Regions from separate parts of the Homo sapiens genome. Here all the other regions are linked to region 1. Evidence: read pairs that join two places in POLR2A ChIA-PET (ENCODE). Cell type or tissue: HepG2. All regions are shown on one strand. Each heading gives the region's core, and the rest is flanking DNA. Links, peaks and the distances in the headings are about the cores only. Region 1 overlaps LINC01814 (long intergenic non-protein coding RNA 1814). Region 2 overlaps LINC00299 (long intergenic non-protein coding RNA 299). Region 3 overlaps LINC00299 (long intergenic non-protein coding RNA 299).

Region 1 (8,363 bases), core at 283-5,282:
TTCATTTTATTTTTCTCCCTTACTCATTCCTTTTTTAAAATTATAAAGCAATACTTGCTTACAAAAAGTTTAAGGAGTTTTCTTCCCTAATCATCTCTCAGAAGTAACCACGGTTAATAACTTGGTGTATAGTGTTCTTCCATGCAAATAGGAATCTTTAAAGATATATAGAGATATCTATACACATGTGACTTTTTATTGATACAAAATGAGCACATATAAGCATATATGTCACAGCAACTTTTGTAAAGGTCAAAGACTGGAAATACCAAACACGTCCCTCAAAAGGGATTCAGTGGAATAGATTATGATGCAGACATTTAATAGAATTATTGTTTGGTCATTAAAAAAAAGAGGCAGCTCTCTGTACAGATATGAGAACTCCTTACAACACATTGTTAAATAAAACATTGTATGCACATCATCAACCCACTTAATTTTCCATCACAGCTTCACAGAGAGGCAGATGCCACACAGGCCACCCACCCAGATGCAGAGCCAGATTCCCTGCGTGGACTGGACGGGAGTTTCCCAGCTGGAGTTCTCTCGGCCAAGCTGCCTGTGACATGGGGTTGGAGGTGCTCCAGAGAGTCATGGCCACCCCTGGAGGAAGTGACTTGTGGCTGACTGCTCAAGGGGAAGTCCTGTGGCAGTGGAGTCGTCAGCATTAATTCAAATAAGGTAAGTACTTTGGCAGGGATGGGGGAGGGGCTGAAAGGTCGGGAGTAACTGCGATGACCCCAAACTTGAACTGAAACCTCTGGAAGGGCATTGTATTCGAACTGTTTAAATGACTGCACGGAATCATCTCGTTTTTACATCAGCAGAAGCCTAGGTTCAGAGAGGTGAAGTGACTTGTCTGAGGTCACACAGCACGGTAGTGATTGGGCTAGGTCTGAGGGCCTCTCTGGGGGTGCATCTGAAGTCTCTGTGCCTCAGGGAAGCAGGAGGAGTGGAGATTGGGGCTGTGGCCAGGCTCTTCCCAGCCTTTCTAGGCGTCTCTCTCCTCTTCAGTGTCATCTCAACTTTCCTTTCCCTCCGTTTCTTCCTCCTCTGCCTACAACACTCTTAGTTTGTTCTAAATGCCCCCTTGTCAGAGTTGAGGAACTTGGGGTGACTTGCTGAAGACCCTGGGTGAGGATCCTGGCTTGATGCATTCTTCTTGGAACCCTTGGCTGTTCCTGGGGTGTAAGTGTGTGTGTATGGTGTGAGTGTGTTGTGTGTGTGCTTTGTGTGTGTGGTTTGGTGCCTGTGGTACGTGAATGTGTGTGCATGCACATGTGTGGTGTGATGTATGGAGTGTGTGCACAATGAGTGTGTATGGTGTATGTGCAGGCATGTGTAGAGTGTGCATGTGTGTGTAGTGTGAATGTGTGGTATGTGTATCTGCACGTGTGCAGGGTGTAGCTGGTGTGTGCTCACTTGTTTGTGATGTGCGTATATGTGCACATGTGTTCATGCATGTGTGTACTTGTGTGGGGTATGCCTGTGTGTGCCCGTGCATGCACGTGTGTTTATGTGTGTGTATACGTGTGTGCAAGAGGAAACAGATGGTGACTTCGCTACAGCATTGTTTAGCTGACCCCAGTGCAGGAGCTGCCCTCACCATCTGTGTCCCCCTTTTCGGCAGCCCCAGCCGGAGTTCTGCCTCATGCCACACGTGGGTCCATTCCCGCGGAGTCTGGACTCTGGGTTAAGAGAGGTAAGCGCTCAGAAATAGTAAACCACTGTTTTCTTGCCGGCTGTTTGCCCTTATTAATTCAGGTAGCAATTACCCATTCTGAATATTTGGCAACTAATTAGTTTTCCCGTGGAGATGGCAGAATGAGGAATGCTCTGCTCTGACCTGATCCACTTTCTCAGTTCCCGGGGGCGGGGGTGGGGGGGCTAGGGGAGGGAGGGCACCGAGCGTGGGAGTGAGAGCTGCAGAGAAGTCTCCTCAAAGCCCGGGATGCCCTTTAGCTGCCGGGGTCTTGGCTAAAAATCTTTAGGAGGATAAAAATAACCCACCCGATGTTGGTTTTGTTGGGGCTTTCATGTCACGGGCCCATTTCCTCTGTGGGTGCAGCTCCTGGCAGTGCGCCGGATAACGGAGGAGGTGCTGTCAGCGCAGGCTGAGGGCTGCTCTCCAAGCAAAGAGCCTCCTCTTTTGGGAACCGAGTCCCTCATTTGGACTCGGGATCCATAGGAGACTGGAACCTGGACTGCAGGGACCCGACGCTCAGGGTGAGGGCACCCCTCAGACCCCAAGAGAATGGGGCCTGTGGAACACGTAATTCGGGGACAGGTTGGAAGAGGCACTCAGATGACCGTCTGGCCGAGCTTAGCTGGGAGTTGAATCAGAGATCGTTTCTTAACAACCACTAAGCCCCTTGGCCAACATCTGGCCTATATTTGCCTTTTTAGCTCCTGAGCTTTCTGCTACTGGGAAGAGTTGTCAGTGACATGATCTGGTTCCCGGAGGCACCTCTGAGAAAGGGTTCTAACTGATAGGAGGGTGCATGGACCAAGGCCAGCTCAATCCAGCAGCCTCCTGCATTGGAACAGCCCTCGGGCAGGAATCTATTTTGGGGAAGTGGTAGATGGATGAGCCAACCCATTGCACTGCTTGCTATACCTTTTCTGGTGGTGGGGAGGGGGCTCAGACTACCGTGGGGAGTGAATGCAGTTCAGGGCACCACAGACCAGCCCGCTGGCGGGGGAGGCTGCCTCCAAACGCCTCCCCGCACACTATGTCTGCAGGGATGCAGAAGCCTGTGAGTCACAGGCCTTCTTTCTGCCCAGCACAGTCATGCATTTGTGTCTGTGAAAGGTGCTCTTTGCCCGATGGGGGCTAGGAGGCCTCCAGGCCGATGTCCCCACCCATAGCTGTGTTTTAGAGCCTTGTCTTAGCTGTGGGCAAGACTGGCTGCCCGCCTTCCTCCTTGGACACAGGTCCTCTCCAGAACCTGAGGTGGGCATCAGCATTCTCAGACTGGCACCGGCTGGCTGCATGCCCCCTCCTTCTTCTGTGTCCCTGACACTCAGCATGTACCTGTCCGTCTGCACGCAGCTGGGGCCGGCTCCAGTCAGCTGCACACAGTTTGCCCAGCTCACCTACTTATTGTAGTTCAAGGCCAGGGACCCTGCCTCCTGTGTGTCTGGGGTTTCCCCAGGGCCTAGCTTTCACTCTGGCGGCCCTAGCGGGTGGCCGATGCTGGGTCACGTATTCGGACTGGTTTCCCTAAACTGCGGCAGCTGCAGTTCCTGTACAGATAGGCTCAGCGAAAGTGCCGGAGCCTTGGGTTCAGACCTGGCAAGTCCCGGTTCTGCCGGTTGTGTGTGACCTTGGGCAAATTCTTTCAGCTCCAGGAACCTCGCTTTCCTGGCGATTGCTGTATTTTGGGGGTAGATGACACGCATATTTGTCATTAGAGAGAACCACATGCTCCGGTCCCCAGCGGCGTGCAGGGGCTTCAGGGAAGAGAGTGTGCGGAGGGTGACCTTTGCAGTTTGCAGCTGGACAAGTGGCTTTGGGCCTCCCTGTAATCCCTCACGTGTCTGTAGGGTGAGCAGGCGTCACTCCTTCCTCCCTGGAGCTGAGAGAGTTCTCCTGCTTTGGCCGGGAATGACCGGCTTAGAGCTGAGGTGGGGGTGACACCCAGGTGTTTTCCAGGTCACCCAAGGGACAGGGTTGAAACAAGCACCATCCCAGAATTCCCAGGCTGGGACGTGAAGTGGCTTTGCGGTGCAGACCGGCTGTCTCGCGACGTGGGCCACTGCTTGCTTCCTCCAGGCCACACCTGACCTCGGCCTAGGAGTGAGCTCAAAGCTGCACACACAATCCCTTCAGCTGGATTGGGAAATGCAAAAACACCAGGTGCAGGGCTGTCGGTTAGAGTTTCCATTTACATTACCTGGGGCTTTTCTGTCCGGCTCGCCCTTCCCCCACCACCTTGCACAGGCCTTCACTCCCACAAGCCCAGGGGGTGGCGGTTCTTCCCAGACAGTCCACCTGGGGAATGTGAGCACCAGGCAGGCCTGGCCTCCCGCTGCAGACAGGACACACAGCTTCTGCGGGGGACCTGGCTCTGGCTGGGGAATTTTGACCTGCAAAAGGCAGACAGCCATGTGACAACTGTGGAGGCCGGGATCCTCGGTCCAAACCCCTCATTACCTGGGTGGCCCTGGGCAAGTCAAACCACCTCCGATTTCTCCTCTGCACATGGGGATGTGAATACTTCCTTAGAGGCTAGTGGTGGGGATTAAATAAGCAAAGGATAAGAGAGGGGCCGGAACGGTGGTGCTTGATACGTGGTGGCTGATGTAATCATCACCCCAGCGTTCAGTGCAGGCTGTCTGCCTCTGGCTTCGCGGAGCTGGCACAAGTATCACCTCACTGAAATGGCATAACGCTCTCATAATGTAGACATTATTCTTCTTGTTCTTTCCATTTTACCAGTGAGGAAACTGAGGCACAAAGAAGTGAAATAACATGGCCAAGACGCAGCTAGTCAGCGGTAGAACCCGACGTTGGCATCTAGGCGTGCTGACTTCCAGCACTGTGCTGATGGACTCTGGGCGGGCTGAATTCCAGCACTGTGCTGGAGCTGTTCCTCTCACTCTGCTCCCTCAGTGGCCCCGGACGCCCCTGTGGGTCCCAGGCAGCTGGCATGACCCGCACGCAGAGCCTCGCTGTGGTTAGCATAGAGCCCTGGGGAGGCCAGCTCTAGACCCTGCTGCTCCATTTGCAGGTGGGCTGGGGCAGGAGAGGTTGTGGGGAGGGTGTGGGCTCCCAAGCCAGATGCACCTGGCTGTGCTTCCCAGCTGTGGCATTTACAACTGTGGATTTTGATTTTGTCACTAGTAAGGGTACAGTCAAGAGAAGCCACTAGGCTTAGGCTGTTAGCTTCCCTTCCTTGGACTTACCCAGGTTCCCCTTCTGTGAGCCTGGTTTCCTTCTATGCTTTCTTCATTCAACAAACCTTTCTGGGAAGCTTTTCCCTGTAAATCTCTGGACTAATGAGCAAGACTCAGTCCTCACTCGTCTGTTGAAGGGTGTGTGTGAGTGCATGTGTGTGCATGTATTTGTGTGCTTATGTGTTGCATGTGTGTGATATGTAATTCCAAAGACACAGGAGTAAAATAAGAGCCATCCACAAAGGCCAGAGGAGGGAAGCAGCAAGGCGCTTCCCAGCAGTCCTTGAGTGCAGACACTCAGGAAATGTTTGGAATGAATAGGAGGAAATCAAAGGAGGCTTCCTAGAGGAGGTGGCATTTAAGCTGAGGCTCACGGCATGAGTCCCGTTTTGATTACAGAAAGAGAGAGGCTGCTGTAGGAGCCAGACTCAAAGACATGGAAATACCTAGCCAGAGGCAGACGGCTCCCGAACTGCAGTCTAGCCAGGGTTCCATGGGGCCTTGTTTTGTCACAGGCTGTGTGTTGGGGTTGGGAGCAGCACAGGGTGAGTGAGTTCCTGGAGGAAAGTAATAAAGACCCATCTGTTTGTTCAACAAACATTTACTCGCTATGCACCCGGCCTAGTCTGCAGCTCAGTGAAGACCAGGATGAGGCTGTTGATGGAGCTGGCAGACTAGTGGAGGTGACTAACCCTGGAGCCACTTGGGGCCCCCACAGTGTCCCCGTGCTGGGGTGGGACTTCTGCAAGGCCCTGGGGGCCCTGAGCGGGGAGGGGGAATGGGAGAAGGAGGGCCATGCACAAGGGGTCAGGAAAGAGGGCATCACACAGCTGTGGCTTCCAGGCTACACAGGTGTTGTTGGGAGAGGCGAGGGAGGCCATGAGCCCAACCTATGGGGCCTCGATGTGGGGAGGAGAGAGTCGGTCAGCGTGGGGCAGCTGCTGGCAGATGGCAGGGGCTGGGCACTTGCCTTTTAGGGCAGCGGTGCTCATGCTGCATTGAGCTCAAGTTACCTGGGGAAAGTGCAGATTCGGGGTCCTACTCCCCTGAGACAGAGTCAGTGGGGGCCTGGGGATGTGGATTTTAGTTTTGTGGGTGTGTTTTTGGCACCCTAGGGAATTCTGACGTTAGTTCTTTGCTTAGTAGCCTGGGCAACAAGAGCGAAACTCTGTCTCAAAAAAAAGGAACACCTCTCTAGAAGCACTTCAGGCATCAAAGCTAGAAATTCTTTAAAGTCCATGACGCTGTTGCCTCTGCCTAGAACGCAGAGGCCCCAGGTAAGAGGCATGCAGGAGCATCACCGCGAACCCAGAGTTCCCACCTTCGTCAGTCTGCAGCCACCCGCTTATTTCCTTTCAGGTCACTCCATTTCTTGTATTTCATCACCTCTCTCCTCATTCAAGAAAAGAGTTTCTGATGGCTTATAAAGATATCACAATATATGAACATGGCATAGATTAAAAATGGGGTGAAAAGATGGCAAAACAAAGGCGGGCTCGACGCAGATGGGAAAGCAAGGCTGTTGCCTTGGCCGTCATTTCCTGTCCAGCTCCCATCATTTCTTTCGGAGCATCTGGCTACTTTGTGGGCTGTGTGAAGGATTCGGGGTCAAGCCGCCAGGGCTCCTTCCCCTGCAGAAAACCTCGCATCTCTATAGTAACTACAGCTATCAAATCCACACTTGGTTTGTTGAATGAAACGCGGTGCTTCTTAGTATGGGAGCAATGTCGAGGAAGTCTCGTCTGGCGACAGGAAGGGCTGCGTGCCCAGTGCCACCAGCGAGGTTTTGTGCCTGTGAATGCGGGCCCTGCGCTCGCTCGCTAAGCCAGCCCTGAATGGTCCGCACCGGCTGCAGGGCCACTTGGCCTCTGTGCCTGACCCAAGGTTCCCAGGCCCCGGGGCCCCCAGTTGCCAAGTCATCTCAGAAGGGGTTTTCCAGGAGCCTAAGGGGGCCCAGAGGCCCCCATGTTTTAGGGTGTTTGGTGGAAGGGGACTCAACCACATTGTGTGTGGTCCTTGGTGGAGAGAGATGTGTGCTTCAAGAAGAGCTTCAAAGCAGTGGACTCCATTGGAAGGGAGGCAGCTGAGGTTCTGGAATCTCTGTTTTGTAGATCTCTCCCTGCACACAATCTGCTTTCGTGTTCCTGATGGATTGAATCAAGAGTGAATGAGCTCCTACTTCGCGAAAGCAAAACAAACTAAACGCATCAACCACGACCGCAGAGCCCCCATCTCTCCCAGGAGGGTGAGCCCATGTTGTGTTTTCATTTGTCAGAAATCTATCTTAGGAAGCCATTCCTGAGATCTGTTCTAATTTAGGCCATTTTTAAAAAAAATAATGCAGTTGATTCTTTTCCCGTGATCTTTCTTTTCTCCATGACTTAAATTTCCCCAGGAACTATTCAAATGCCGCATCTGGGGTTTTGTTTTTGTTTTTTGATGAAGTCATGACTTTCTTTAAACAGTAATTATTAAACAAACCAAAGGGAAACCTTCTGTGAGGATGCTGTTTACAAATATCACCACTTTTACAATCAGTAATGGAGGTTGCAAAGTGCAGGATTCTGAGTTCCAGTGAGTCTGGGGAGTTGCTTGAGTCTTCCAATTGGTTCCTGCCTTGTCCAGAGGGTGGTTTCTCGCATGGGAAATGGTCTTCAATGCCCTTCCCTCCTCCTCCTCTCTCCTAACTCGATTTTTCCAGGGCTTTCATGTTTCGCTCCCATCGCAGGGTCGGGAATGCCCTGTGCTTGGTGACCATAGGGTGGTGAAGTCACCCTGCTCTGCTAGAAAAGGGACGAGTGCTGTGTTTTGGGTGGATGACCAAGGGCTCACTATCCCGGTGGCTCATTTCCTGGGGGCCTGTGGGCTGCCGGGAGCACCCTGAGGAGGACAGAGTGGAGTTGCAGCTGCCCATGCACTGCAGAGGGGACACGGGTGTTGTGCAGCATCTCGGGAAGGGCGTGGCAGATGTGGCAGGTGCATGGCAGGGCCATTCCATTCTGTCTGTTGCGGGACCCTCCATCCAGCTCAGGGCCGTGGATTGAACAGAGAGACAGGTATGGCAGTTGAAAAGCAAGGGTGCTCCCAGGTGAGCACTGGGGCTAGTTTTCCAGCTGGCAATGGGTGGGGTGTGGTGGTCAGAGGAGTGGGGTTTGGGTTGATGGCTGTGGCCTGGCTGTGGTGCTGGGAAGGGGTGATGGGAGATTGATGGGAGGTGGCACCCACGTGGGAGAGGAGTTGGCATCACAGCCATGCCCTCGGGGGTTGGCTGCTGCACTGACCCAGATTGGTGGGTGCTCCAGAGGGAGTGGTGAGTGGGAAACTGCACTAGGAACAAAGCTCTTCCTTCCTCCCGGCCCCTCTCCTTCCCTTCTTTCCTTCCTCTCTCCCCACCTCCCTCCTCGCTGTCTCCCTTTTGACCTCCCTCCTTCTCTTTCCCTTTCACCCTCAAAATGTGATCTGAG
Region 2 (10,746 bases), core at 2,563-7,562, 440 kb after region 1:
CAAAAGAGCCCAGCCCACTCATGGCTACATGGCAGCAAATTTCTACACAGGTGCAAAAGGACACTCCTACCCATGCCTGGCTAGGGTGATCTTTGTAGGACCACACAGTTTGTTATGACTAGTTTTCCAGAAATTAACAGAATTAGACACAGAATTAACCCCAAAATATCAAAAAGATAACTATAAGCAACACCTCTAAAATTAAACCCTTTTAAAATAGTACTCAGCCAAGGGACTCTTTGTAACCATTCATAATCCTTTGTCCAGGCTCTAGCACACAATAAATGCATACTAAACATCTGTGGAATGAATAAAAAATGCATAACGATGTAAAAAAGAAATTTAGAAACACATCAACTTAATGTCTTTAACTATGTGTGAACATGCACAGATAATTAAGAAACTGATTACATTTACAGGTTTAGGAAATAATCACTTAGGATAATATTTCATTACAAATTCATTAGAATTAGACTTTTCAGGTTGGCTATGTTGTCTAATTTACCCTCACAACAGAGTAGATACTTCTATGGGCATAAAGTATGTTATACTTTATGTCATACATAAAGTTTTGCAGAAACTAGTGCTCAGAGACATTGAGTGACTGCCATGAATGATTACTGGAATAAAATACGTTGGGCAAATGAATAAGCAACCCACCCGACGTGGCCCAGTCAGTGCAAGCTCGGACAGACAAAGCTGGGGTTTTTTTGGTTCCCACTTAGCACCCTGATTTAAGAGAACTCCTAAGTTAAGCTAAAAAGGGATGTGTTGCTGATGACTCCATCATAACCTGCTTCTCTGGGTTTTGGTTACAGAATCACTAATTGAAAGATATCGCAAAACTTTAACCTCTTTATCCTCATTCTATAGACCATTCCTCCACAAGTGCATATCACTATTCCTCATGCCAGTGTGGAGTTTCGGAAGGTAAGGCTAAGTCACGTCTCCCGCCTCTGCTTCTGTCTCCCTTGTGCTTACCTCCTGTAGTTCCCTGGATTAAGAGCCTGCCTTTCTGTCTCTGTCTCCTTCACCCTATTATAAGCTTCTCAGAGTTGGAGTCTGGGTCACACTCAACTTACTATGCAACCTTCCTGCACAGTGCTTTGTGTATAATAGGTGCTCAAAAATGGCTTACTGTAGAATCAGTGTGACCATTTCACTGGCTTTATCAGTCACATATAAAAGAGATTCTAATTAAATATCTTTTGATGACAGTAATAACAACAAATAATACTACCAGCAATTCTCAGGTTATTGTCACTCCTTCAAACAAGAGAGTGTGTCACAGAAGCCTTTCCTTTGGAAATTGCAAAGACTTGCTTCATCTGTGTCAAAATATTTCAGACCCAAGTATGGCTCCATCACTGGGGATAGGATGATGACAACCTATGGAAGGAAGAAATGAGATTAATACTTCACATCCCAGTTGGCTGGTGTTCCTAACTTGGTTCAGAGAGCCTTCTCCTTTACTCACTGTTTTGGACTATGTACCTCTAAAAACTCTAAAAGGCTAAATCCTACTTTCTGAGTTGGTGTTTATTGAGTCACATGTGATGAGCTGAATATCATGAATGCACGTGAAGGTGGTTACATGAGTTATTGCTTAACACAGCTTTGTAGAAGAACAAAGAGATCATCTTCCATGTAGAGAATCATCCTGCACTGGCAGAGAGCTGTGCTGGATGACCTAATGAGCCTTTTCCATCTCTAATTTCTATGATTCTATGAAAATCATCACCCACTATAAGAAACAGATGTGGGCTGGGTAGACAATGGCTGTGAGGATCCATCTTTCTCCATCAGCCTCTTTCAGAGGCATAGGTTGCCACCTCTCCTCCCCCCCAGCTCTGTGGCAGCTGATGGGATATTTATAGTCCTCTTCCTCAGCCTTCCAATTATAATTATCAATATCTCCACTGATAAAAAAAAAGCCATCATCAGAGTTGTGCACAGTATGTGATAAGCCAAGTTTGAGTTGAACATGAGAATAGTTTCTTTCAATTATGGACAAAAGAGAGGTGCATTTGGTGGCGAGGCTGCCATCTAAACTGTGTTAACGTGGCCATGGGAGAGATCTTTTGCCTCCCTGAAAGCACCTTCCTGGACAAATAGCGAGGTGGAGATGTCGTTATGAGCAGCTATCACTCGAATAGACAATGCTGTCTGTACTGTACAGAGTTAGAGAGTTGCTTTAAATATAATAAATAAAAGTGAAATCTTACACAAGGCAGCACAGCTTAGTAATTGCTGTTTTGGAGCGCACGTCTCTGCAGTTATTTAGCTCAGCATTTCATCTCCAGCTGCAGCACAATTTTTGCCAAATATAGATAAATGAAGTTAAAGTTATTGGCAACCACTAGTTCTGTGTCCCTGTTTTGAGTTTATAGATTTCATAGGAATGGCATTACTTTATTTCTGCAGCAGACAATTGTTCTTCTGAAGTGAGAACTTTTTCCATGGTACAGTCTGCCTGGTGTTTCGACTGAAGTTGGAATTTTTATCAAGAGCTATAAGAACAACAGGAGGGAGATTTCAGTTTGAACTACAGATCAGTTGAAACCTGGAGGTGCAGGGAAGACAGATCCTCAACCCACCCAACATATTTTAAAAGTTTCCAAGCCTTCACAGGGTTTTAATAAGGTATCAGCAAGCGCTTCCTTTGATCCTAGACAGCCTCTCCCCAGCGAAGATTCCATGCCGATATCTGTGGCTGCCCTGACTCACCTACAGAAGCAAGTGGCCCTGTCATCTGAAAGCAGGGTTTGGCTCTAGACTTTTATTTCTGGTGAACTTTGAGTCTGTACAATTTCCTGTTAAAATGACTATCATAGATTTATAGAGTTTAGAGTTAAAAACAACTGCAAGAACTGGAGTTCAACTTTTCACAGCCTACAGCTCACTTCTAAGGTTAATGGTCTCCTGACCTCTTTTTGATCCCTCTTGGGTGAACATAAAGCTTAGCTCTTCAAGAGGCAGATGATGCTATTATCTGTTCTCACTGTTGAAGAGAAGCATGGATCAGGTATTTCTGGTTGACATTAGTTGACAGCCACGATGCCTTTCCCGGGGAATTCTCTTCTTCATCCTTAGCACACTGAGCCCCTAATTATCTTGTTGTGGCTTCATTTCTAGACTCTCTGTTACCCTGCTGGCTTTGTTGCTTTGGGAAAAATACTTTCTAGAACTTACACAGTTGTAAAATGGAAGGAGAAGAAAACACATTTTGGAGGGACATCATTATGTGAGTCAAAGTCAAATTCATTGACACACACATGAAATCTTAATGTCTTTGCCATTAACTAACTTGGAGATACTACTTGGTTAAATTCTTAAAGTTGAGTTTTCTATCACTGTTTATCTCATTTATGTTTATAACAGAGTCATTCCCGTATTTCTTTGCTTGGTGACCCTTCCGTGCATGGTATTAGAGCAAAGTCATTAAATTATTCTTTTTCCTTCTCTTCTTTCCCCTTCCTCCCTCTTTCTGATCTTTTTCATGCTCTAGTTTTCTTTTTCCATGAATGGCTTAAGCCCATTTAAAAGTGGAATATAATTCAGCAATGATAAAATAATTTAAATATTCTAAAAGGCATCTTTTTCAATTTACATAATTTTGGTGATCATGTCTATTGGAAATCCCTTTAGGAAATACCTTTTCAGTCTCATGTCTTTCTACCAAATCTCAAGACTTATTAGGACCTGTCTTTCCTGATTCCTTGTCTTAGAGTTGGGTGTAACCTCCATTGTAGCCTGTGGCAGCTCAATCATGACCTTCCCTACACTGTATGATAGATATCTTTTGATAGATATGATACTTTTCTACATAGCTCCTCCTCACTCCCAAACTGGCTAATAATCACTTTAATTTATTTTCACATTCTAAGTCCTTGTAGGCTAGGAATGGATGCATAGAGAGTCCTCAATATATACCTATAGGCTCAATTAGAATCAATGAATGTGATAAGAACAAAAAAGATGGCCATGGCCTTGACCCGAGAGCCAGTTGAGGTCAACCTTGAGGGTTGGGATTCCTCTCAAAAGCCGTGATTTTCTAGGGCCATTTAAGCCCACCACTAGTGATAGCTTTCTTCCCTCTCTCCCTCCCTCCATCTCTTTCTCTTTCTTCTTTCTCTGTCTTTCAAAAAATTAAGGCAAAATTCACATAACTTAAAATTAGTCATTAACCATTTTAAAATGTGCATTAACCATTTTAAAACATATAATTCAGTGGCATCTAATGCATTCACAATGTTATGCAACCACCAGCTGTCTCTAGTTCCAAGAGATTTTCATCACCCCAAAAGGAAACCGTGTACCCACTAAGTAGCCACTCTCCATTTCCTCCTCTCCCCAGACCCTAGCAACCACCATTATACTATATTAGCTTTTGCATCTTAACATCAAAAGTGTTGGAAACAATTCCTTTGAGCCCTTTTATTTTATTTTATTTGCAAAATGTATGAAACACATTTTGTGCCAGGCACTGTTCTAAGCTCTTGATATAGATGAAGTATTTAACAGCAACACTATACGAGTGTTACTATTTTTATTCCTACTTTACAGATGAAGGGACTGAGGCAGAAAGGAGTGAAGAAATTTTCTCCCAGCCCACAGCTAGTCAATGGCTGAGCCAGCTCGCACACTCACTGCAGCCTGGCTGGAATCTGCTTGTACACACTTGGCTACATTCTCCTCTGCTGTGCTCTGGCCAGGCCTGTGGGCTTCAGGCCCCTGCTCACTGCTCTCCTCCCCTCTCTGCCCTCAGCCTAGCGACACTACCACAAAGTTACCTTATTTTTTCATTTACCGTATAAGGCTGTTTATTTTTCACTTTCTTCTGGTTTTGTTCAAGGGCTTCACGGGGCACTGGGCAATAGAAGGAAGATCCCGTATGAACATCTGTGTTGTAATTTTCCATGACTATCTCAGAATGACCAAAACATGACTACTATTTTCTGGATCAAAAAGTCATGTAGGCTTGATACTGACCTCTTTGGACAAACATGGCTTAGGTAAGAGTCCAAACTCTTTTTTTTGGAAATTGAGCAAGACTGGAAATTTTTTCAGGGAGAAACAACCAAAGTTCATAACCAAATAGCAATGTGTTTGCCTAACCTTGGAGAAACTTTTTTATTTTAAGTTATAAAATTTGACGTTATTGAAAACCTTCCCCCAATGCAAAAGACAATAGAAAGCACGAGAGGACCCAAGGTTGAGAATGTGAAGACTTTGTGTGTGTGCGTGTGTGTGTGTGTGAATGTGAAGACATTGTGTGTGTGCGTGTATGTGTGTGTGAATGTGAAGATATTGTGTGTGTGTGTGTGTGTGTGTGTGTTGCTGTCAAAAGACAAAATCGTGACAGATTTAGTTTAAAGATCTGGATTGGCTCTTATTTGTGATTCTAGAATTGGATACCATCTCATTCTATAAAGTAGAGTGAGTGTTCTGATGAGCTGAGCTGGGGAGGTTGGTTTTATAGACAGGAAAGGGCTGAAGAAGTCAGGCATAGCCAATCAAAAGCAGAGATGTTCTTTGCAGGGTTGAAACAGGGGGACTTCCTCACCCCGCCAGCTGAAACTGGCCTGTTTGCGGATTTGGCTATTATCTTTCTCTCTCTCCTGATTTCTCAGGAGGTCAGATCAACTGCTTAGTTTCAGCTTGGTGGCATGGAACTTGACTAGCAGTATCTCCATTTTGGTTTATTCTGTTGGGCCTAGTGCAGGATCTTAGTCCAAACCAATGGCTTCTTATAAATTCTATTTAACGATATATACAAATACATATATTGAATATATTTTAATTGTACTATAAATGCTTTTCTTAAGTACATAGACATAGGTGTTTTCAAATTTCACCATCATAGGAGTTATTATTTTTATCCATTCTCCAACATTAATCATTTTTATTCTCATAAAACAATATTAGCTTTTCAAACAAGGTATGGAACCTTTAAAAATCACCACGGTTGTGGGTGGGGTTTGGATTTCTTCCTGAGTTTGCTTCTGAAGTGAGTGGTGAGCATTTGGGCGGAGTCCCCTCACCTGTGGGGGTGGGTGCTGGAGTGTGGCTCCTGATGCAGGCCCCTGGAATGGCGAAGGCCATAGTTGTAAGGTGCGCCCATATTACTGGAGTAAACCTAAGTGTCAGGTGCTGTCCTAGGTGCCTCGCAGGTTTCATCTCCTTAAATTCTCCCAACAAATCCATGAAGTCAGTACTATCATCATCCCTTCTTATGCAGCAGGAAACAGAGGCACATTGCACACTCAGCGGTTTCTGCGTGGGGTCTGGATTCATCACCAGCACTAGGAGCTTCGGTGTGTGCTCTTCCTCTTTACTGATCAGCTTCCTTCTCTTTAGATAAACAAAGCCCAAGGAGCTGACTGTGCAATGTGGTCTCCTGCTGGAGTGGTCTGCTGGCTTCTCTGTTTAGTCTCTGTGGAGAGACAGAGAGGGGTCTCATGAACGCTGGTCTGCCAGGAGTCTCTCCAGCCTGTGCGGCTTCTGTGCTTGTGGAGGGTAGATGTCAGGGGACTGGGCTGCAGAATGACCTGAGACTTCCATTCACCCTGTCAAGCCACAGACTTCTGAATGCTGCCAGCTTTCACCTTACAGAGAAAAGGAAAGGTGAAGTCATATTTTATGATTGTAGATTTTTCTTTTCTATGTGGAAGTAGAGTTCTACACTGTATCTCAAAGAAATATAGCCATATATTTTTAGCTAAGGCATGTATTACTTTAGAAAATAATTCAGTACCCAAATTTAAATACTTTTTGCATGGAAGTGTATGGCTTGGTCCCTTTAGCTGTGAGGACTCACATTGATCATGCAGATTCTTAGCACGTCTCTGTGCCTTCTTCAGGCCTGCTAGCAGGTTTCATGCCCAAGTCAAGGCTCTTACATAAGGAAATAAACCTGAAGAAATGTCAACGAGAAACAGCATTCAGTTGAAGAGCTCAGGAATTCAGGTGCCTTTCGCCTCTTACCAATAGAAGAGAAAAGTAGCCCAGTCAAATGGAAAGCACTTGTCATGGGCACGAGATACGTAGGAGGCATTCAACAGATGCCACTAACTGCCTCCTGTCTGCTAACAGGAGGGTCTGAATCAGGCAGGGTCAAGATAACAAATAGATTTAGCTTGGTGTGATGAGTCGGATCACTTGGTAGTGGGTGTATGGAGGGCTTCGATGAAAAGGGTCCTTAGGCTGAGACCTCACTCAGTGGGAAGGTGTGCAGGGATGGATTAGGACGTCTGCCATGGGTAAGCTGGGGCTGAGAGGGGCGTGCACAGTGCTTATTGAACTAGCAACACAGAACAGTAAAATTATGTATTCGAAACTAAGTCCTACTAAAAGTGCTCTTTCAACATTTTACAAACGTTAAACCATGAATTCTACCCACCCTAGGAGATACTTCTTATTAGGTTCATTTGCCAGATGAGAATTAAACAGCTTAAGTAACTGGTCCAAGGTTACATGGCAGTAACTGGGGGAGCCCAGATTTGACCTCATGTCTGTCTCATTTCAAAGTCTTCTTCTTTCTACCACTTTCTGCTGGCTGCAATCAGGAGGCAGCCCTCATGTTTTCTGAGAAGTCAAGTGCATATGACTGATGGTCTTCTTGTCCAGTGTGTCAGTGAAGGACATGGCATTTCCAGATCAGTAGAAGCTCACCTGCATATGGACATAGAGAAAATCACCAGTAGAAATACGGGTTGAGGAGCAATCAGTAGATCAACGGGGCATCCAGCCTTTCCTCTAATATTCCAGATGGACTGTCATCTTCAAAGTGACAAATTGGAAGGATATTCAGCTAATGGAAACATGGAGAACACCTTACATTTACTTATCCACATCCAGATGTTTAGGCTCATTTTTTTTGTTTCTTTTTGAGACAGGATCTCACTCTGTTGCCCAGGCTGCAGTGCAGTAGTACAATCATAGCTCATGACCGTCTTGAACTCCTGGCTCAAGTGATCTTCCTGCCTCAGTCTCCCAAGTAGCTGGGACTATGGGCTGCAGCACCATGCTTGGCTAATTTTAAAAAAAAAGTTGTAGAGATGGGGTCTTGCTATTTTGTCCAGGCTGGTCTTGGACTCCTGGCCTCAAGCAATCCTCCTGCCTTGGTCTCACAATGTGCTGAGATTATAAGCCAAAGCCACCGTGCCTGGCTTCACTTGTTTTAATAAATCCTGAATTATCTGGGTTGTTGGCTCGTGATTTATTACTTTGCTAATCGTGTTTTAGCATGGCCTAGTGGTAAAAGAAAAATTTTAGAGTCCCTCTCTCCTAGTTCTTTCCTCCCATTTTGTATTAACTGAAAAATAAAGGTCTAGTTTTGGCCATGGCTAGTCTCTGAACTGCCCAACTCTGCACTAAATGTGGCTGATGGTGGTGGATCCAGCTTTGTTCATGAAGATCAACAAGTCACATCTGGATTCACATCTTTACCTAAATGTAGAAAACCTCAATTTTCTTGGATCTGCCTGATGTACCTCTATCTTTTGCTGTATTATTTTTTCCTAAATATCTCACTCCACCATCTCACGCCTCCACGTTTCTCTTTTCTCCAAAAACTTAACAACAAAAAGATGTGCTTCTTTCCCCCACTAACCTTCTCCACTAAAGCAAGGAGTTTACGAATTTCAGAAATATACCCTCCTTTTCTTTAATGTGATCCAATGCAAATTTTTTGAATAAGCATGACATGCAAATGATCAGAACATTTTAAAACAGTAATGCCTTCAGAGACTGCATGTTTTAACTTCTCCTTTTCAACAAAGCCAGAGAAAGCTCAGTCTCCACACCAAATAAGGAGCATGCGTTCAGGCACACACGCGCACACCCAGGCTTCCTTCCACCCCACCACACCCTCCTTTTTTTTTTTTTTTTTATTAGAAAACACTTGAAACTTATCATATGCAGCAGATGGGAGTAGAAAATGCAACTTGAAGACAGTTTTATAAATATATCCTTGATGTCTGTTTTGCTTTTCAATTTGCAACGAAAAGTACAAAGGTAGACCGGCGCGCCAGTGAGGGCCGCCTGTGTCTCTTGATATCCATTCCAGATGTTGGCTAGACTTCGTGGAGCCGGGCTTATGGCACGGGGGCTGCAGCCTGGCCTCCTCCTCCAGGTGGGATGCCTCACGCTGATTCCCCACATGCTCCCAGCCTTGTCCAAACACACTAAACTCCACCACCTTTCCTGACCCTAATTTACCTTCCCTAATTCCTGGCTCTCTGGGAGGGGAGTGTCTAGAGACAGGGCCCCATCATATGTTCCTGTTCATCACCTTTCCTCTTCAAAATGAGAATCTTAAAAAAGGAAAAAAGTAAATACAAAGGAAAAAAGAACCCTGGTGCTGTTCGCCAGCCAGTGAGTGACGCCGGCTGCGTATTCCTTTCCGAGATGGTGAGAGGCTGGAGGTCCATTCCACCCCAAGGCCTGCCTCAGCGCTAATGGTGGCTCTGTGTTTGCACATGCTTGTAAAGGATTTCACTCTGTAATATGTTGACTTCCTGATTAAACAATGCAAAGCACAGGAGGAGGTCATAAATCCTGGAGGCGCCAACTTCATTTATCTGAATGTTGGTTACTGTCTAGTGTGGGTAAACAAATGCCAAGGGCATTTATAACCATCTAGGGGGCACCAAGGAGGGGGCCCTGCCCCCTTTTCAGAGAGAGAGCCTTGTCTGAGAGAGAGCCCAAGTCGCTGTCCCTCAGTTCATGCATAGTCCCTTGGGTGGGTACTGCAGAGAGCTTGCAAGGAAGCTGGGGGAAGATTGTCCACAAAACCAAGAGCCGCTGACGGCGCCAGGGCGATTCAGGACACCAGTGGGTGGGGTGGTGGGGACCCATCCACTCTCAGGATGGCACAGTTCTGTACAAGATTTTGTAATAGGAAAAATTTGTAAGGACACAAAAATTCCAGGGAAATTACCAGGAATGACACTCGTTGAAGGTCATGAAGGCCGTTTTCTCCCTGGTAGGTTTCAAAGCAGGAAACGAACTGCACTTGGCGTCACAGTACAAATGGGCATATTCCTCTGGATAAGGGGCAGAAAACAGATGCTGGGGGACGTCTTGCTTTTCCTTTTGCTTCCTCATATAAAAAAAAACCACGTCTTAATTGGCTGTGTCTTTAATATTTTGAATCCTCTGTGTGTGTGTGTGTGTGCGTGTGTGTGTGTGTGTCTGAAGCTGGCGGGAGGCAGGAGGGAGGCAGCAGAGAAATACAGCAAACCATGAAGGAGATTATAGGAAGAAGAAAAACAAAAGTCTGAATTTGGGTTTGCCTTGCTGCTTTGGAGTTCAGATTCTCAGCGATGTGTGTTCAATATAGTAACTTGAAGCTCCACTGAGGTATTGCTAGGGTATCGTTCATTCGTCCTCCAACTAGCAGTGTGTCCTTGGACATGCCACTGAATTAACTGAAACTTGATTTTTTTTTCAACTGTAAATGAGGAAAATAGGGTACCTTGAGGTTTAAATAAAATTTTTAATAAGTGTAGCAGAGTGCTAGAGAAGAAAGTGTTCTTACTACATTTCAGAAATGCAGAATTCAGCAGAAGGGTGATCTATTTAAGACGTGAAATTCTAGAGTTTCCTGTGATAAACCAGTTTTACCTGTCATTAGATTTATTTTCACAGCCCCGTTTGAAGTCTGAGCATGCAGGCAAGAGTAGAGGCAGCATTCTGCGCACCGTGGGGAAGAGCGCCCCCGGGGGCTGTGTTCTAAACGGG
Region 3 (10,746 bases), core at 2,969-7,968, 450 kb after region 1:
GAATCGCCACACTGACTTCCACAATGGCTGAACTAGTTTACAGCCCCACCAACAGTGTAAAAGTGTTCTTATTTCTCCACATCCTCTCCAGCACCTGTTGTTTCCTGACTTTTTAATGATTGCCATTCTAACTGGTGTGAGATGGTATCTCATTGTGGTTTTGATTTGCATTTCTCTGATGGCCAGTGATGATGAGCATTTTTTCATGTGTCTGTTGGCTGCATAAATGTCTTTTGAGAAGTGTCTGCTCATATCCTTTGCCCACTTTTTGATGGGGTTGTTTGTTTTTTTCTTGTAAATTTGTTTGAGTTCATTGTAGATTCTGGATATTAGCCCTTTTTCAGATGAGTAGGTTGCGAAAATTTTCTCCCATTGTGTAGGTTGCCTGTTCACTCTGATGGTAGTTTCTTTTGCTGTGCAGAAGCTCTTTAGTTTAATTAGATCCCATTTGTCAATTTTGGCTTTTGTTGCCATTGCTTTTGGTGTTTTAGACATGAAGTCCTTGCCCATGCCTATGTCCTGAATGGTAATGCCTAGGTTTTCTTCTAGGGTTTTTATGGTTTTAGGTCTAACATTTAAGTCTTTAATCCATCTTGAATTAATTTTTGTATAAGGTGTAAGGAAGGGATCCAGTTTCAGCTTTCTACATATGGCTAGCCAGTTTTCCCAGCACCATTTATTAAATAGGGAAACCTTTCCCCATTGCTTGTTTTTCTCAGGTTTGTCACAGATCAGATAGTTGTAGATATGAGGCATTATTTCTGAGGGCTCTGTTCTGTTCCATTGATCTGTATCTCTGTTTTGGTACCAGTACCATGCTGTTTTGGTGATTGTAGCTTTGTAGTATAGTTTGAAGTCAGGTAGCGTGATGCCTCCAGCTTTGTTCTTTTGGCTTAGGATTGACTTGGCGATGCGGGCTCTTTTTTGGTTCCATATGAACTTTAAAGTAGTTTTTTTCAATTCTGTGAAGAAAGTCATTGGTAGCTTGATGGGGATGGCTTTGAATCTATAAATTACCTTGGGCAGTATGGCCATTTTCACGATATTGATTCTTCCTACCCATGAGCATGGAATGTTCTTCCATTTCTTTGTATCCTCTTTTATTTCATTGAGCAGTGGTTTGTAGTTCTCCTTGAAGAGGTCCTTCACATCCCTTGTAAGTTGGATTCCTAGGTATTTTATTCTCTTTGAAGCAATTGTGAATGGGAGTTCACTCATGATTTGGCTCTCTGTTTGTCTGTTATTGGTGTATAAGAATGCTTGTGATTTTTGTACATTGGTTTTGTATCCTGAGACTTTGCTGAAGTTGCTTATCAGCTTAAGGAGATTTTGGGCTGAGACGATGGGGTTTTCTAGATATACAATCATGTCGTCTGCAAACAGGGACAATTTGACCTCCTGTTTTCCTAATTGAATACCCTTTATTTCCTTCTCCTGCCTGATTGCCCTGGCCAGAACTTCCAACACTATGTTGAATAGGAGTGGTGAGAGAGGGCATCCCTGTCTTGTGCTGGTTTTCAAAGGGAATGCTTCCAGTTTTTGCCCATTCAGTATGATATTGGCTGTGGGTTTGTCATAGATAGCTCTTATTATTTTGAGATACATCCCATCAATACCTAATTTATTGAGTTTTTAGCATGAAGGGTTGTTGAATTTTGTCAAAGGCCTTTTCTGCATCTATTGAGATAATCATGTGGTTTTTGTCTTTGGTTCTGTTTATATGCTGGATAACATTTATTGATTTGCATATATTGAACCAGTCTTGCATCCCAGGGATGAAGCCCACTTAATCATGGTGGATAAGCTTTTTGATGTGCTGCTGGATTTGGTTTGCCAGTATTTTATTGAGGATTTTTGCATCAATGTTCATCAAGGATATTGGTCTAAAATTCTCGTTTTTGGTTGTGTCTCTGCCCGGCTTTGGTATCAGGATGATGCTGGCCTCATAAAATGAGTTAGGGAGGATTCCCTCTTTTTCTATTGATTGGAGTAGTTTCAGAAGGAATGGTACCAGTTCCTCTTTGTACCTCTGGTAGAATTCGGCTGTGAATACATCTGGTCCTGGACTCTTTTTGGTTGGTAAGCTGTTGATTATTGCCACAATTTCAGCTCCTGTTATTGGTCTACTCAGAGATTCAACTTCTTCCTGGTTTAGTCTTGGGAGGGTGTATGTGTCGAGGAATTTATCCATTTCTTCTAGATTTTTTAGTTTATTTGCGTAGAGGTGTTTGTAGTATTCTCTGATGGTAGTTTGTATTTCTGTGGGATCGGTGGTGATATCCCCTTTATCATTTTTTATTGCGTCTGTTTCATTCTTCTCTCTTTTCTTCTTTATTAGTCTTGCTAGCGGTCTATCAATTTTGTTGATCCTTTCAAAAAACCAGCTCCTGGATTCATTAATTTTTTGAAGGGTTTTTGTGTCCCTATTTCCTTCAGTTCTGCTCTGATCTTAGTTATTTCTTGCCTTCTGCTAGCTTTTGAATGTGTTTGCTCTTACTTGTCTAGTTCTTTTAATTGTGATGTTAGGGAGTCAATTTTGGATCTTTCCTGCTTTCTCGTGTGGGCATTTAGTGCTATAAATTTCCCTCTACACACTGCTTTGAATGTGTCCCAGAGATTCTGGTATGTTGTGTCTTTGTTCTCATTGGTTTCAAAGAACATCTTTATTTCTGCCTTCATTTCGTTATGTATCCAGTAGTCATTCAGGAGCAGGTTGTTCAGTTTCCATGTAGTTGAGCGGTTTTGAGTGAGTTTCTTAATCCTGATTTGATTGCACTGTGGTCTGAGAGACAGTTTGTTATAATTTCTGTTCTTTTACATTTGCTGAGGAGAGCTTTACTTCCAACTATGTGGTCAATTTTGGAATAGGTGTGGTGTGGTGCTGAAAAAAAGGTATATTCTGTTGATTTGGGGTGGATAGTTCTGTAGATGTCTATTAGGTCCGCTTGGTGCAGAGCTGAGTTCAATTCCTGGGTATCCTTGTTAACTTTCTGTCTTGTTCATCTGTCTAATATTGACAGTGGGGTGTTAAAGTCTCCCATTATTATTGTGTGGGAGTCTAAGTCTCTTTGTAGGTCACTCAGCACTTGCTTTATGAATCTGGGTGCTCCCGTATTGGGTGCATATATATTTAGGATAGTGAGCTCTTCTTGTTGAATTGATCCCTTTACCATTATGTAATGGCCTTCTTTGTCTCTTTTGATCTTTGTTGGTTTAAAGTCTGTTTTATCAGAGACTAGGATTGCAACCCCTGCCTTTTTTTGTTTTCCATTTGCTTGGTAGATCTTCCTCCATCCTTTTATTTTGAGCCTATGTGTGTCTTTGCATGTGAGATGGGTTTCCTGAATACAGCACACTGATGGGTCTTGACTCTTTATCCAATTTGCCAGTCTGTGTCTTTTAATTGGAGCATTTAGCCCATTTACATTTAAAGTTAATATTGTTATGTGTGAATTTGATACTGTCATTATGATGTTAGCTGATTATTTTGCTCGTTAGTTGATGCAGTTTCTTCCTAATCTCAATGGTCTTTACATTTTGGCATGATTTTGCAGCAGCTGGTACCGGTTGTGCTTTCCATGTTTAGAGCTTCCTTCAGGATCTCTTTTAGGGCAGGCCTGGTGGTGACAAAATCTCTCAGCATTTGCTTGTCTGTAAAGTATTTTATTTCTCCTCCACTTATGAAGCTTAGTTTGGCTGGATATGAAATTCTGGGTTGAAAATTCTTTTCTTTAAGAATGTTGAATATTTGTCCCCACTCTCTTCTGGCTTGTAGAGTTTCTGCCGGGAGATCCACTGTTAGTTGATGGGCTTCCCTTTTTGGGTAACCCGACCTTTCTCTCTGGCTGCCCTTAACATTTTTTCCTTCATTTCAACTTTGGTGAATCTGACAATTATGTGTCTTGGAGTTGTTCTTCTTGAGGAGTATCTTTGTGGCATTCTCTGTATTTCCTGAATCTGAATGTTGGCCTGCCTTGCTAGATTGGGGAAGTTCTCCTGGATAATATCCTGCAGAGTGTTTTCCAACTTGGTTCCATTCTCCCCGTTAAAATTTTAATACAAAGGCATCTCCACCACTTAAATTATAAAATAGCAAAGCACCGGAGAAAGCCACAACTTACAGAGATTCAGCTTTTGAAGATCCCAGTTCTGTCTGGGAGGTTTGACACATGGAAGGACAGAGGAAACTTGAGCCATCCCAACTGATTTTCACTCCTGTGCAGGAGTTAGCTATTTAATTTGGCACAACAGTGGAAACGCTATCTTGGGAAAACTGTATTATCCCAATCAAGTGCCTCAAAATGCTGTCAATAGCAGTGACTGACTTCTAGAAGGCCTGGCCATCGCTCCCTCCTCTCCCCATCAGTCCTTTGGGTTCACTCTGGGCCATGTGATGTTTGTGCACAAGAAATTCTTAGCAGACTGGAGCATAAGTCAGACCAAGCTGAACTGTTTGTTGAGCTCTGAGGCCTCTGACAAGCCTCAGTTAATTGTTTAGTGAGGAGCCCTTGACAGGCCAGATCTGGCCGAGGTAGACAAAGTCTAGCCAGGCTAAAACCAGGATTATAGCAGGACTCAAGTTGCCTTTATTCAAATTCAGACATTTTGTGGTACCTAATCTTGTGCTAGGCATTGTGCTAAGTGTTGGGGGATACACACATAAATGGGGAAATTCTTTTGCTCTCTAGAAACTCATAGTTGATTACTAGATTCCATAAATATTTATTAGTCACCAACTATGTGCTAGGCAGGAACACATGAGAGAGCTGATCCTGGGTTTTATGGAGCTCACAGTGGAGCAGAGAACTTGGGCATCCAGCAAGTAACTGGAAGTACAGGTGGCGGAGTCCCAGTGTTCAAAGAAACCCACAGTCCCTGCTCCCTTGGAGGTCACAGTTCAGTGTGGGAGACAGACATGTGGGTTAAAAGTCCAGTGTCGTGTGGCATTTATAAGAGCAAGGATAAAGATTACTGTGAGCTCATAGAAGCCAGCGATGCTAATTTTGCGTGGAAGTGGAGGAATGCTAGTGGGAGGAGACACTGGTAAGAGGGGAGTAAGGCACCCACAAATCAGAACAGCGGGTAGGGCATTCCAGGCAGAGGGAATGTGCTCCTCCTGAGCATAGGAGCAGAGAAGAGCACGGAGAGTGAGAGGAAGGGCGTGCAGGGTGACCCCGCATGGGAGCTGTGAGGCTGGGAAGGCCCCTGAAGGCCAAGTGAGAAGCTTGTTTTCTGATGAAGTCAAATAGATCGTATGTGCTTCCTGCCAATTATTCAGATGGGTTGAGCTCTCTAGGTCAGCTATCTCATGATGGGGTAGTTTCCCAAGAACGGGCTTGGGTAAGTTACTCCCATGAAAGTGTCAGGCATTGTGCAATTTCATAACATGCCCTTTGAGAAGATAAAGGTGACCTTGTGCTCTGGGATCTACAGGGTTTGTGTCACCAAAGCAACCGGAATGACAACATTTCAAAATTCACTTTTTTTCATCTTATCAGTATCACAATGATCAAGTCAGCTGGTCCCTCAAAAATTTAGAATGTGCCTTTGTAAAACGACACAGATAAGAATTTGCTGATGAAATTATAATTCAGTTCTCATAAACACATGCTGGGTCAAACACATAGTCTTTGTTCCAAAGCCTCCCTCTTGCAATGAAGAAACACTCAGTGGGTTTTGTTGATGTTGCTCTGCCCCTTTTGTCAAAGTACCATGTTACACAAATTCATCTTTTTTAAAAGTGAACATTTAAGTGAGTTTTACCTAAGTATTAGGTTGGTGCAAAAAACTGCAATTACCTCTGCACCACCGTAATATTTTTGCAAGATCCTATTAGTTGAGTGGGGAATGCCCAGGTGGCCCATGGTGTAGCCAGGTGTCCAGAGCCCTGGGTCTGGCTCTGCCATTCACCAGCCACATTGCTTGGGGAACGTTTCATACCTTCTTTGATTGTAATGATTTTAAAAATCAAAGGGAACTTGAAAACAATTTAGTCTTCTCCCCTGATCTCATGGATAAGTGCTCATCTGATTGAAGAGACTGAGACAAGATCTCTGTGCTAGTTACACCAAAACCCAGCTTAGAAATGAGTTATTGGAGTCTCACTCCATGGTGGTTTCTCTTACTTCTTTCCGCCTGATTTGTCTCAGTTTCCTCATCTGTAAAAGGAGGACAAGAATTCCTGCCCTGCCTTCTCCATTGGTTTATGGTGAAGATGACACAAGACAAAATGCGCAGAAGCACACTGGCCCTGGGCTTGCCTACACCTGTGCATGTAACAGAGCCAATGCCACCCTCGGACAGACAGGCGACAGGTCTCATCCTTCATGTCCTTCTCCATCCTTTCCTGCTTTTCATCCTTCACTTATAATAGAAACCTATACATTATGGTAAAAATGATATCTTAGCAATTTAGGAATTTCAGACAAGATATTTATTTCTTGAACACCTGCTGTGTGTCAGCCACCTTTTTAGGTATTTTACCATTCAGAAGAAAAGCAGGGCGGGGGTGGGGGGTGGGTAAGGATTAACATATATTATGTGGATGGAATTTGTGTTTGTGTGTGTGTGTGTGTGTGTGTTGTTTAGTCACATGACTTATTTCATAGAATCATTCTTAAAACCACCCAAGGTGAGGCATTCTTATGGCTAACTTACTAGTGAGTAACTGATAAGTCTCAGACAAATGAAATTACCTTCACACACACACACACACACGTCACAGAACAAAAGCTTTATGAGTCTTACCCTTACTATAGGTGAGAGTTTCTTCATCTCAGCATTATTGACAACTTTGACTGAATTATTCTCTGTGGCAGGTGCTGTCCTGTGAACCGTAGGATGTTTACCAGCATCTCTGACCCCCACCCACCAGGTACCAGGAACCCTTCTGCTCCAGTTAGGACAACAGTGTCTCTAGACATTGCCAATGTTCCTTTGGGGGAAAACTAACCACCGATTGAGAACTAATACCATACATGACATGCTGTTATTTTTTATATGATTCTATATCATATTCTATTTAATTTAGAAAAGCTGATTGCAACCTACTAAATTGATTTCCTGACTCACTAACAGATCTTGGTTTGTCATTTGAAAAATACTATTACGGGATTGTGAAATTAGTGGGATGTTTTATAAAGAAGGGAAATGGGGCCGGGCGCGGTGGCTCACGCCTGTAATCCCAGCACTTTGGGAGGCCGAGGCGGGTGGATCATGAGATCAGGAGATCGAGACCATCCTGGCTAACAAGGTGAAACCCCGTCTCTACTAAAAATACAAAAGATTAGCCGGGCGCGGTGGCGGGCGCCTGTAGTCCCAGCTACTCGGGAGGCTGAGGCAGGAGAAGGGCGTGAACCCGGGAAGCGGAGCTTGCAGTGAGCCGAGATTGCGCCACTGCAGTCTGCAGTCCGGCCTGGGCGACAGAGCGAGACTCCGTCTCAAAAAAAAAAAAAAAAAAAAAAAAAAGAAGGGAAATGGATGACATGATTTCCAGAGGCAGTGTGTTGCAGGTACTTTATAGTAATGAGCAAATCAGCATGACAAATTTTAAGATAAAAATACACTACTCTGAAGGTTGTTTTTAGAGGGGATTTAGTTTTTCCAAATACAAAGACAATAGGCTGTTTGGGAGACCTAGTAAATTGTTCAGAGGTGAATTCTTCGGCTGAACATTTGGGGAGGGGCCCATACAGCTGGCAGGAATGTGCAGGGTCCTCCCCAGGGTCCTCCCCAGGGTCCTCCCCTGCCTCCCTGAAGAGCTGGAATGCAGGTGCCTTCAGGATCTGGGAATGTGAAATGATGAAAGGATTTTTTCATTGAAGGATTTATTTGCAAACACGATCCAGAAAAAAGACAAATGATTTTATCAAAAGGTAAAACAAGTAAATGTCACCAGAAAAAGCTATGAACAGTAGGGTTTTCCCTTCTCCTTAAAGGGAGTGCAGCCTTGTACACAATTTTATTAGAACTCTGAGTCTGAAGGCATGCTTGGCATTGGCACTAGATTACTGTGTCTTCCTCAGCACTTTCACTGTTTAGATAACAGTGTAAACTAGGTCCCACAATAAGCAACTGGGTCACTGGTTTGGAGTCAGATGGGTCAGAGTTCGAATCCGGGTTCTGCCTGCTTGGTATGGAAGCTTGGACAAATGATGTTGGTCTTCTAAGATTCATGTTTTTAAATCTTTAAAATAGAAATGACAATATCTGTCTCAAAGCCATCTCAGGGCTTATAAATGTTGTATTAAAAGAAATAAATAGCTCAGTGCCTGGTATTTAGTAAGTATTCAGTGAGTATCATAAACACGACGATCATTACCAAGGGTAGCAGTGATATTATACAAAATCCTAGGCACTGCATACCCTCTGGGACTGGGCTTGTCTGCACCTGTGCATGTGGAAGAGCAAATGACACCCTCGGACAGACGGGCGATGAGTCTCATGCTTCATGTCCTTCTCCACCCTTTCCTGCTTTTCTTCCCTCACTTATAATAGAAACCTACACGTTATGGTAAAAATGACATATTAGCAATTTGCGTATTATGCTCTGATTCGCTGTTTCTTGGTAGAGAGTGAGCTATAAGGAACCCCATTTTTCATTGGGAGCCTAATAGGATCTGCTCAGAAACAGCAGCTGATGACCAGAAATGAGCCACACCCTGACGGCGGGAAGCTTCCAAGTCTCAGGAAAGGACCTCGTGAATCCCCTCTGCCTCCCATTCCAGCTGCGTCACAGGGAGGGAGAACTTCTGAAAACAGGGCTGTGAATGTCTGGTGGCTCAGCTACTTAGCTTCTTAAAGGGAAATAATGGTAGCTTGTAACTCTGTTCCTGGATCAGTGAGGGAGGATAGATGACAATCTATGGAAGGAGAAATTCTGAATTTGCATTATTTCTTGTTGTACCTTTTACAAAGTCTGATGTTAAAAACTGATATTAAACAAAACAAGCATCAGATTGGATGTATGTCCAACAAAAGCAAGGTGGTGACTGAAATCACGGAGGGGTATCTGTGCACGTGGTCTTGCCTGTCCATGCCACTTAGAAACGCTACTTCATCAGAGAGCCTCTCACCGGGTTGGAGCAGTGCCTGGGCAGCCTGTTAGTAACAACAGTTTATAACAGAAAATAAGTCTGATTCTGTTCCAATTTTTATTTTCTCTTTTTTTAATTTTTTCATACTTAAGGTGATAATTTTGGAGGAGAAATGATCCACATAGTTGATACTTCCTTTTATAAGATGGAAGATTGAATGAGATAATATATTTCATAAGCTGTGGCATAATTTTATCTGTGTAAGGTTTGTCAAAATGACCACTAAGAAGGTACAAAAGTCTGGAGAGAAAATGATGAAACTTGGTGATTACAGAATGATACATTCTTGAAATTTTTGGCAAGTGCAGATAGGAAAGAAGATCCAGCAATAAATGCATCCTCTACTCTTCTTTGGACATAGGTCAGTGGGTTCTAAAATAGGTTATGGCCACAGCAGGAATTGTCCTGCAAGACAGCTCTCAACACCTAACCCGCCTTTGCACATCAAAGGACATTAAGGTGCTTTTGAAAATCTCATTCTTGGTGACTATCATAGTTAGAAGGGCCTTTTTTTTTTTTTTTTTAAGATGCTTTAAGAAAAGCAGAAGGCAGAATACCTAGAGGCAACACTAAAATGAATCAGTAACGGATTTAAGCTCGAATGCTTACAAAACCACCCAGCCCAGCAGATTCCAAAATTCACCCTGGTTACACCGTGAAATTCTTTTTTCTAAAAAAGGCCTGCCATTGGAAAGCCTGTTATACAAAATAAATAAATAATATAGCTACGCCAGGGATGGCGAGGAGCAGTGGATTCCCACCCACTCTCCTCTCCCCATCTACCTTCCAGGCACCCCCTCTCCACCCACAGCCCCTTGCCCAGTGCCTCTCACGGATAGACCTGGGTGGGCTCTGAGGTGAGGAGGCTCCCTTCAGGCAGCTGAAGGTCCCCCTGAGCAGTGTCAGCCAGAAGCATCCCATTGCTCAATGCCTGGGTAGACCCTTCCATCCACGACCAGGGCAGGGGGAATGAATGCCCTGAAGACATGATTTGTAGGACTAAGTGTTTTAGTGAAACTTGTGATTCACAGATATCCTCATAGAATTCCAAGTATGCATTTTCAGCACGTATTTTTTCGCAAACCCAGTGTCTGGCCCATACATGAAAATTCTCAGATAATGATGAAATGTTCTAGTTGAATTCCAGGCAGCAGGAATGGAAATCTCCTATAAATGTACCTTGCCCTTCTCTCTGGCATGCAAGGATCAGTGTTGGGATTCAGCCTCTTTGGCATTCCTCCTCTTTATGAACACGTTCATAGAAAAAGGAAAGTACTATTATTAAAATAGATTATCTCTGAGTTTAAGTATGACTGTGTGTGTGTAGATACATACATACTTAACTATATATCTATCTAGTTAAGTCACTAACTAGTGACTGTGTGTATAGATAGATAGGTAGTTAAGTATGTATCTATCTATACACACACTTATATATGTATATGTAGATCTTTTTTCTTTTTCACTACTGACCACCAACAACTGACAATCTGGAATCCTGACTGCTTTCATAACTGAAACCAAGGGTTTGTTGAATATTCAAAAGTTTACACAATGTTCGGGAGTCCTAACGTCGAATCTGAGCGTCTCTTAGAAAGTGTTCTTACATTGAACTTCGGAATAGGGTGATATTTTCCGTTGATCAGTGAAG

What was found. ChIA-PET counts read pairs that join two places held together with the same protein. Peaks named below come from ENCODE experiments on the same cell type or tissue, not always from the same donor. Only the 100,000 strongest peaks of a DNase experiment are listed, where the experiment ranks them.
Region 2: POLR2A ChIA-PET joins it to region 1 with 6 read pairs; 1 of 35 experiments calls an interaction of 5 or more read pairs at or near these places.
Region 3: POLR2A ChIA-PET joins it to region 1 with 8 read pairs; 1 of 35 experiments calls an interaction of 5 or more read pairs at or near these places.

The regions. Positions count from the first base shown.
Region 1 is chr2:8,569,229-8,577,591 of GRCh38, reverse strand. It overlaps LINC01814 (long intergenic non-protein coding RNA 1814), which reads left to right. Exons shown (of 6, transcript NR_110257.1): 4 at 451-681; 5 at 7,011-7,144. Among named protein-coding and RNA genes, the nearest start is that of LINC01814, 10 kb to the left of the region's middle. RefSeq lists enhancers at 2,600-2,649, 2,670-2,719, 2,740-2,939, 5,092-5,671. In HepG2, for the core only: no CTCF peak of the experiment used is centred there; DNase peaks (open chromatin) are centred at 2,801, 3,111, 3,541, 3,891 and 1 weaker place; H3K4me3 peaks cover 2,649 bases.
Region 2 is chr2:8,133,549-8,144,294 of GRCh38, reverse strand. The region is part of intron 7 of LINC00299 (long intergenic non-protein coding RNA 299); the gene reads left to right. Among named protein-coding and RNA genes, the nearest start is that of LINC00298, 160 kb to the right of the region's middle. In HepG2, for the core only: no CTCF peak of the experiment used is centred there; a DNase peak (open chromatin) is centred at 4,974; H3K4me3 peaks cover 1,302 bases.
Region 3 is chr2:8,120,644-8,131,389 of GRCh38, reverse strand. All of the region lies in intron 7 of LINC00299 (long intergenic non-protein coding RNA 299), which reads left to right. Among named protein-coding and RNA genes, the nearest start is that of LINC00298, 150 kb to the right of the region's middle. In HepG2, for the core only: no CTCF peak of the experiment used is centred there; DNase peaks (open chromatin) are centred at 4,449, 4,879 and 5,369; H3K4me3 peaks cover 258 bases.